Regions from separate parts of the Mus musculus genome. Here region 1 is linked to region 2. Evidence: chromatin contacts called from ENCODE POLR2A ChIA-PET data. All regions are on one chromosome and are shown on one strand. Each heading gives the region's core, a stretch centred on a gene start or an enhancer-like site at or near the end of the contact. The rest is flanking DNA. Distances are from core to core; before and after follow the strand shown. Region 1 holds the start of Stam2 (signal transducing adaptor molecule (SH3 domain and ITAM motif) 2). Region 2 holds the start of Cacnb4 (calcium channel, voltage-dependent, beta 4 subunit).

The links. ChIA-PET counts read pairs that join two places held with the same protein, here RNA polymerase II (POLR2A).
Region 1: POLR2A ChIA-PET joins it to region 2 with 11 read pairs in Patski. The contact joins the promoter of Stam2 here to the promoter of Cacnb4 in region 2. POLR2A ChIA-PET finds 5 or more read pairs at or near these places in 2 of 5 experiments (Patski and embryonic stem cell).

The regions. Positions count from the first base shown.
Region 1 is chr2:52,740,617-52,745,377 of GRCm38, reverse strand. It overlaps Stam2 (signal transducing adaptor molecule (SH3 domain and ITAM motif) 2), which reads left to right and starts at 3,229. Exons shown (of 14, transcript NM_019667.2): 1 at 3,229-3,317. The coding sequence starts at 3,278.
Region 2 is chr2:52,674,279-52,679,109 of GRCm38, reverse strand. It overlaps Cacnb4 (calcium channel, voltage-dependent, beta 4 subunit), which reads left to right and starts at 2,501. Exons shown (of 14, transcript NM_001037099.2): 1 at 2,501-2,839; 2 at 3,299-3,382. The coding sequence starts at 2,780. It overlaps Gm46740 (a long non-coding RNA gene), which reads right to left and starts at 2,329. Exons shown (of 2, transcript XR_001783304.2): 1 at 1,816-2,329; 2 at 1-860.

The DNA.
Region 1 (4,761 bases), core at 1,980-4,479, 66 kb before region 2:
TCTTCACCAACAAGTAGACTCAACTTTGTCATGGTGTGTCTGGAAAACACTGTCCCTATTGTGGAATAATAAGGGTAACTCAAAAAGCATGTGCCGGGAGAGTGAGAACATACCTGAAGATGGATCTTGGTGCATACATGAGTACGTGGCCTAAGGTAAAGGTATCGAACTTGCTGATTGTAAACCCAAGTAACAGAGAAAAACACTGAAACAGGATTTATCTGAAATTGATTGTATTTCCTGTCACCATGGAGATAAGTACGAAAGATACTGCATTAAGAAAAATGAACAAGGGGGCTGGAGAGATGGCTCAGCGGTTAACAGCACTGACTGCTATTCTAGAGTTCAATTCCCAGCAACCACATGGTGGTTCACTACCATCTGTAATGGGATCTGATGCCCTCTTCTGGTGTGTCAGAAGACAGTGACAGTGTACTCACATACATTAAATAAATAAATAAATCTTAAAAAAATAAAAATGAACAAGTCAAATTACTTTGCACATCTGAATTTGCAGGTTATTTCAGACATATCTTTTAAGTGCTCAATTCCTTCTATACGTGAAGTAACAAAACTCAACTATCCTCTTGTGGCTAACACAGGGTTTGCTCCTGATCACTACCGAAACTGTTCTTAATTAAGTGAACTCACTGACTGACTAGGTATGTATGCTAGCAGGTAAATAAAGATACTTGAGCATGCTCACCATAAAACAGCAGGAGCAAGGATCCTCTAAAATGATATTTTCAAAGGCTATCCCTCAATTCTTTGCTTTTAATACAAGTACTTTTAAGTTATCTCATGTGGTCTTTGCTAGCAACCTAACTGTTTGGGACTCCTTATTCACATGTGGATTGATATCAGATTATATTCCAAAATATCCCTAAATGGGTGCCATGTGTCTTATATGCTAGAATTAAAAAATTAACAGGTTTGGGCTGGTGGGATGGCTCAGTGGGTAAGAGCACTGGCTGCTCTTCCAGAGGTCATGAGTTCAGTTCCCAGCAACCACATGGTGGCTCACAACCATCTATAGGGGGATCTGATGCCCTCTTCTGGCAGGAGGATGTATATGCAGCAGAGCAACAATACATTAAATAAAGTTAAAAAAAAAAAAGTAGAGGGAAAAAAATTAACAGGTTCTGCCAAATTTCTAGGTAACTTATTTCCATTCTAACACTGGGGATTAATCCTAGAAAGTGTCCAGACATATTCTGAACACTCTAGATTAAGATGCTTAAAAAAAAAAAAAACTAGTCCATTAACCTGCAAATGTTTCCATCTCACTTGTAAACCTAACTTTATAGTAGATAATGTATTCAATTCAGATGATTTCACACAGGAAGAATCTATTATCATCTCCTTACACTAGAGGTTGGAAAATAACGTCTGCTTCTTTAATATGTCGATATGTAGGGTACAGAAGATCCTATCTCAAAACTGAAAGAAGAGTCCATAAATAAATAAACACTGAAATGATTCTCAAAATTAAAAAAAAATTGTTGAAAAACTTCAAGTCCTAGAAGGAAGGGCTCGTGCTTCAATAAATGGCTGAAACTGACTAGAGCTGCCAGCTTTAGTTTAAAAATACTTAATTACTTGAGACCGGGTCTCACTATACAGCCCTGTCTGACCTGTAATCTATATAGGTGGATAACTATATAGATCCACCCGCCTGTACCACCATGCCTGGTTATAAAGATCTTTTAAATTATGTGTGTTTATGATATGTGTGAGTTGGAGGGTCCGTGCTCGGGATACTGCCGAAGGGTGTGTGTGTGGCGGGGAGAAGACACCTTTCTGGAGTTGGTTCCTTCTGCCTTGGCTTCTGGGTGCTGAACATCACTCTTCAGGCTTGGGCTAGAAGGGCTTTTACAGCCAAGTGATTTCGTCGGCTCAAGGTGCCAGCTTTAGATGTGTGCTTTTCCATTCAAAAGCCATGGCCACATTCTAAAAGTACTTACCGTGCACTTTCTTACCAGATACTGTTTTTTAGATCCTGCGTTCACACTGTGAACAAAACTCATGGAATTTATAGTCTAATGAATAAGGATACTACAATTATCTGTACTATAGAGAGTGATAAATGATATGAACAGATACGAAGCAGGGTGAAGACGTACAGGGCAACGTATTGCAGGAAGAGTGTTTGCACACTTATACTTATTTAAATGCCTGGCTGGATCTGGTGGGAACCCGGATTTATGACTCTTATACATAACTAAGTCATTATAAATGTTTTTGCACTATAATGCTTGAGTGCACTTCACTCATCTTTGAACATGACTCAGCGATCCGCCTACCTCTGCCTACCACGTGCTGGGATTAATGGCGTGGGCCACAACGCCAGGCATTAGATTTTTAATTTTACGTGTCTGCATGTGGGTATAGGACGGTGAGTGTAGATGCCTACGGAAGCCAGAAGAGGGTGTCGGGTTCCCAGGAACTAGGCATTACAGACTGCTGTAACCCCTGCCTCCGCGAAGGTACGAAAACCTCAGCAGCAAGCGCTCTTAATTGCTGAGCCACCTCTCCAGTCCCTTCACTCGTCTTTATATTCCATGGTCCAAGCTCTGTTTTCATGCAGGAGAAATGAGAAGCAAAGAGTCTCTCCACAGCCGCTTTCCAGGGTGACTATTTCGGCTTGGTTAACCGCGGGATCCCATGAGCATCTACAACCCAGGCGGCAATTCTCAGCGCCTCTCATAAGGCGACAGCTGTTTCCATAGCAACCAGACGCGATGCGGGCGCGGGGTCCGAGTAGCAAGACCTGACCTGGTACCCAGGAAGTACTCGGGTTCGAGAAGAGCTGCTGTCACAACCTGGGGCGAAGGAAACGACATTCCCGAGCCACGCACCCCGCCTCGCCACTCAGGATCTGCAAGCTCGGCGGCCTCTGGCATCTCCAGCTACCACAACTTCCGGCCCTGAAGCCCCTCCCCTGGGCCCCGTGGCTCTCTCGGGTCCTCACTGCGGAAAGGTGACTGTGGCGGCTGCCGTGTCTGATCAGGCGTCGGATCGGGGGCTGCCACGTCTTTGGGACAGCAGAGAGGCCACTACAGGGTGTTAGAGCTCAGCCAAGCGTCGTGCGGCCCCACCGGTGGGGCTGGAGCCGCGGCGGCCGGGCGCCGGACAGGCAGGCGCGCGCAGGGCAGGCACGGCGGCGGAAGTGAAGGCACCGCTGGGCCAAGCCGTCTAGGAAGCCGCGGCGGGTCGCCCAGCTGGGGCAGTCGGAGTCCCGCCAGAGCGTCGGGATTCAGCTCGGGTTGCCGGCGTGATGCCTCTGTTCACTGCCAACCCGTTCGAGCAAGATGTGGGTGAGTGCGGTGCCCGGCGCGCTGTGTGCAAGGCGAAAGTGGGCGGCGGCCTGGGTGCCTGGAAACCCCGGCGGAGAGCGAAGGGGCGGCGCCGCTCTCGACGGCGGGGGGCAGCCTCGGTGCGTCTCTGGCTCGCCCGACTCCTGCCTGTCCGAGATTGGGATACCGAGAAGGGTTGTTCCAGTCACCCAGAGCAGGAGTGGGGGAAAAGCCTTGTTCGTACGAGGCTTAAGTTGCTGATACAAACTTCCTGCTTTCTCCCGAGCTCGTTAACACCCGTCCCTTTGGGAAAAAAAAAGTGCAGTACTGGACACCCTTTTTGCTGCCGAGGGCAGTCTTGAACTAGAGACCTAAGACTTACCAGGTTTAATTCGCATCGCTCCCGTAAGCACACATCTAAGCCCTGGTGGTTGCAGTTTTCGTATTTATTGACTGTTTTGAAGGTGCTGCGAGAGCCAGGCGCGGAGGATGAGAAGGAAAACTCCCAGAATCTTTAAATAGCCCAGAACAACCGATATTTGTTGGAGTCAAAACTTTACTCTGGTAGCGCATGACTTTCAAAATGAGAAAAAAGATGGATGGGTACAACTTAAGCATAATATTAACAGTAAAAGCACAGGCTAGCATTATTTTTGTAGCAGTAGTTAACACGCTCCTAGCGAGCTTTTCGGATTTAGAAATTTCCAGTCAAACAAAAATGCTACACATTTTACTACCAGTTTGTTCAGTTAAAATTTTTGTTCATTTAAGAAAAGACTAGAAAGTGCTTCATCTTGTTATAATTCTCAAAATCACGTTCAAATCATGTGAGTGACTAATTATATAGGAAGCATGTGAGGCTTAGTCACTGTTTAAGGAATAATTAATTGTTCTTTTGTAACAATACCTATGTGACACATTACACTTTTTAATTGTTATTGAATTAATTGAGTTTTGAGACAGAGTGGAGTCTTTATATAGTCTAGGCTGGCTTCAGTTTCTTAAAACCTCAGTCTTAATATTGAGAACTGCGGGATGCCAAGTCTGGGTGGGCCTCCACCCTCTTTGAGACCCGTGCTTCTTAGTGTGACTCTAAACGCTTTGATTTTGCTCTAATGAAATATGTGTGGAAAAAGCCAAGTAGAAGAGGTTATTTTATTTTTTTTTTCTTTATTAGTTTGTTATTTGTGTGCGTGGGTGTTTTGCCTACATGTTATATTTGTCACTTGTGTGCTGTGCCCGAGGAGGCCAGAAGACAGTGTCAGATCACCTGTCACTGGAGTTACAGACAGCTGTGAGCCACCGTGTGGGTGCTGGGAAGAGCAGGGAATGTTCTTAACTGAGCCATCTCTCCAGCCCATGACAGATTATTTAAAATACAAAACCTATGAACTTTTTAATTTTTTAATTTAATTAATTAATTAATTAATTAATTTATTTATTTATTTGGTTTTTTGAGACAGGG
Region 2 (4,831 bases), core at 1,252-3,751:
TTAGTCCATGCTGGTGTGGATCATGGTGGCATGCATGGGTGATGGAGCAGAAGCCAAGAACTCACATCTGATCGAAAAGTTGCAGACAGAACAAGAACAAGAGTTGACCTTTTCAGTGACACTCTTCCTCCAACAGAAGCCACCCCTCCTAATCCTCCCCAAACGTTCCCACTAAGAAGGAACCAAAATTCAAATATATGAGCCTATAGGAGCCAGTCTCACCTAAACCACCACAGTGGTATCATTTCAGAAGAGATTAGCTTGCCTCTTCATGAGCCAAAAACAAGCTCCATCAGGACCCCTGCACTCTCAATGACTGTGAGCAACATAAAGTTTCCATCACATGAATGGGGCTGTCAGAAGGCAGCCTGTACTACCCTCCCATGCTCACTCAGAACTTAGTTTTAGCAACAGATAGCTAAAGGAGAATTGCAGTATCTTTCCCAGGAAAGTACCCACACACCCACACACCCACACCCACACACACTTAAGAAGAGGGGGAGTCTTGTGTTTCTGACTTTACCTGTGTGGGGTGGAGTTTCCCTCTCTGATCAGAAAGGTAGGAGGGTTCGGGAGCTTGGCTGGAATGCCACAGACTCACACTTTTCTCGCTGGAGTTCTGTAGATTTTCTCAGACATCTTTCGCCTCATGGTGTGCCTGTTAGGCCCATCGCTGGAGGTGTATTCGTAATCCGCACAGCTCTTGTCGAGAGGCAGATGCGCAGAGCCATTCATGCTGTCTTCCTGGTGTGGATTCTGTTCTGATTATTCAGTCAGTGAAACTGGGCGATGAGAAGCCAGAGCCTCCGCAACCATTTAGTCTGTGTGTATTGATGAAGTGTCAACTAAGAAAAAGGTTCCTAGAACAGAATGAGATGACAGCAACTAATGGGGGTGCTGGTGGAGAGGGGTGTCTACATTAGAGATGGCTCCTTACCCATTAACTTCCTAGGGGCTTCCACTACACATAAACTACACAGATACCGAGCTATTTTGGAAACTGGATTTTCACAAAAGCAAGACTTAATATATACTAAGATATCCTGTGCCAAATATCTAGAGAATAAATGCTCCAGTTTTTCAGGCACAGGACAATCCAGGACCACAAGGGTCAGGGAGGATTTCTGTGGAGGAAGAGTGAGCTGAGCAGGGTTGCAGAACTCTGGGTGGTGTCTAGATAGTGTGGAGGGCAGATGCCAAGGACATACTTCAGAGCTCTGATGCTGAAGTGGAGTGCAAGTCAGGGACGAGCAGTAAATGGGCCTGCCTGCTCTCTGGCTTTGCAAAGAGAAATCAATTTGGAGGGAGGAGTTTTGGAGTGTGGGTATGTCCAAAGCAAGCAGGAAGCCTAGTTTGCAGATCACAGACTTTGGGCTTTACCTCAGAAAACAGTAAATTGAGGAAAGTGGTTTTGGAGAAATGGCTTTGCCTGAGTGTAGATGGACTGTGCTTGGTGTGTGTGTGTGTGTGTGTGTGTGTGTGTGTGTGTGTGTGTGTGTTCGTGTGCGCGTGTGTGCATGTGTGCGTGTGCGTGTGTGTGTGTGTGTGTGTGTGTGTGTTTGTGCGCACAGGGAGCTTGGAGGCAAGACTAGTTTTAGGACCCAAGTTTAGATGAAGTGAAGATGTGGGTCTGTAAAGAAAGTGTGTAATGGATGGGAAAATAAACGTGACACTTGTTTTTATAAGTGAAACACTAGATTGCAGGGTGAGGGGGGCTGATTTAGTGGCTTTATGTCTACTTCTATTTTTACTATGCATCTCTGCGGCTGTAACTATAGTTAGGATTTATTTTCTTGAATTCACATATTTGCCCACCTCTTTTGATTACTTCAAATTTCTTCCTTCTAGGATCCTCTTGCTTTGAACTTGATCTCAAACACAGCATGTGTTTGCAGCCGGAAAAGCTAGGTTGAGTTTCTTCTCCTGGAAACAGCTATACCGAATTGGAGGCACGTGGCCAACTCCTGCTTTTTAGCAGGTTTGACGTGACCTTCAAAACTCCTTAGGACATGCTGGTCTCCGGTGGTGGGGCTGCATCTCCAGTCAGACTCTGACTGACAGGCTCTCCCACGCCTGCCTAGGTGTGTATAACTTGCATCTCTGAGAGTAGAGTTGCTCAAACAATAACAATAACAAACAAAAACAAAAAAACCACTAATAAAAAGCAAACACACACACACACACACCCTGTGCCTTACCATCCCTGTGTGGGATGATGAGGAAAGTCAAGGAAGGAGGAGTCAGTCCTGTCCTTTTCAAATTGGAGTTCTGGGACACACACACACACACACACACACACACACACACACACACACACACACACACACACACGCACGCACGTTCCGCTCTGCCCACTCCCTGCAACACTGCACCAGCTTCCCTCCCTAAGTCCTGATTCATGAACCGTGCCACCTTTGTCTCATTTTAAACTGTGCAGACTATTTTAATCCTCCCACCCCCAGCTCAGATTTTCCCCTCCCTCCATCCTCTGGAAAGCTGCGCTGTAAAGCGCTCGCGGGGTGGGAGAGCACTTCTCCCCGAGGCTCGGGAAGGCGACAACCGAGAAGCCCCCTCTCCTGGACCTCCAGGAGGGCGCGGGGGGGGGGAGGGAAGCGCTTCGGCCCCTTTAAGGTGCGGCGCTCGGCGAAGTGCGGGCAGGCGGCCCGCGAGCCGGCGCGGGGCCAGGAGCCGGGTAGGGAAGTCCTGCCTCCCCCTCCACCCGCACCGGCCCGCGCCCTCCGCCCACCGCGCTGCGAGGGCCATGCGGCGCCTCTGAACCATGTCGTCCTCGTACGGCAAGAACGGGGCGGCGGACGGGCCGCACTCCCCCAGCTCACAGGTACCGCCCCCTCCTCCACCCGCGCCGCCCCGCGCCCCGCCTTGGTGCCGCGAGTGCGGGGCGCTGGTCCTGAGCCGCCGCTCCCTCCTCCGCGCCTCCCGCCCGCCCGCCTGCCCGCTCCTCCCCCTCCTCCTCCCCTCCTCCTAGCCCTGCTCCGGGGCTCAGCGCTCCGGCTTCAGTGTCCGCAGCCTCCTGTCGCCGATGCCGGGGATTCAGACCCCGCACACGCGACGTTTTGTTAATGGATGTGGTGGGTGCTCGGGACCACCCAGCTCGGGGTGAGGGATGGGGGTGGGGGCGCTGGGAGGCGCCGGGGAGACTAGGGTTCGGGGCTCGGGGCGAGAGGGGGGGGGGTCCCCAGGGCGCGGTTCCCAAGGAGGACTCCAGCCCCGGGTGACCGCTCGGCTCAGCGCTGCGGTCCTCACTGGCTTCTTTGTGGCCCCGGTGTGTCGAGTTCAGGTGGCCCGAGGCACCACGACCCGGAGGAGCAGGTTGAAAAGATCGGATGGCAGCACCACTTCTACCAGCTTCATCCTCAGACAGGTAGGAGGTTCGGGCGCCCGGAGCCCGCACCCAGCGCGGTCCCTCGCCCCCGAGCGCGAGTCCGGTCTGCGCCGCTCGGGGCTCGGTCCTTGTCCCTCTGCTTCATGCTGCCCTGTCCTGGGGTCCAGCCGCCCCTACCTCTGCTTCCAACTCCATCCCTCTGCTGGTACCCTGGCTACCTAGTGTTGGCATCCCTACATCTCTCTGTCGCTCCGAGAAGTTAGTTTGTATTTTGTGTACTTGCGTTGGAGAGGAAAAGGGACATTGGCCGGGGACACTGAATTTAAGAGCTAGAAAGTATTCCTGGCCCACCTTCGTTGCACAGAGGGACCTTGAGAGACCTGATTTGATGCGCTGTGAGAGTTTGAGGGTTTCTCCAATCTTTGTCCTATTTTTGAATACTTTGCACATTTTTGAGCGAGTTCTCTGAGTTCTGGCCAAAAGAAAGACACTTAGAAAAGTTTAGTCTCATCTTGGCACTGCTTCATCGATTTCGCGTAATCACGGACTGACAGGGACAGCGGTCTAGTGAGACCTAAATAAGACAGCGCGGGCGCAGTTCCCAGGGTCTGGCTGAACCTCGCGCTGGCTTTCCCGTGTTTTCCTCGTGGCCAGAGGCAAGTAGTTCGAACCGCAGGTCGCTAGCAATGCTCAGTTCTCTGGTGTCTGTCACTTTGAGGAAGGAAATCGACCCTCTGATTTTGCACTACCCAGTGCTGCCAATAAAACCTCCGGAGCCGCAGGATGCCGGAGAAGGAATGCACAAGTGGCTCACCTTGATCTTTCTCTGGAGTGTGTTTTTCCCAGGTGACTTAGGCAGACTTTGGTCACTGCCCCAAGACGCTTTTATCCCAGGTTCTGCCCTGGACTGCTGGAGCGACCTTGAGAAATACTTTTCTCTCTAGGTCACCCAGAACGTGGTGTCCTGAGATTCTAACTTACTATGGCAGCCGCGGTGGTTTTTTTTTTTTTTTTTTTTTTTTGATAATTAGTTTAAACATATTTTCAAAGTAGAACATGATTTAGACTCAAAATTGGACTCTGACAGCGCTTAAAAGGTCTATAAAGCATATTTGGGTAATATTTCTACGAACATTTGTACTTTCTGCAGAAACAGAAATTATGGCTATCATTCTGTAACTCAGTGTGGTGTGCTCCAGGCATGAACAGTATTTAAACACATTTGATTCTGCATTCATTTTGAAAGAACATTGTACCCTCTTTGCAGAGCTAGGGTTATTTGTGAATTTGATTAGGGGAAGCCACTGCTCAGCTTAAAATATTTTTTGAGTTATGCAACCCTGAGTTCTTTATGTTTATTTTGTAGATGCTTATTTTTGGTAGTGCTTTCTTATTGCAGATTCTTGGAACTACTAATTATACAGTAGTGTGTTCTGTGAGATTTTTGACTAATACTTTTGAATTCACTGCACTACTTTACACTCTGAG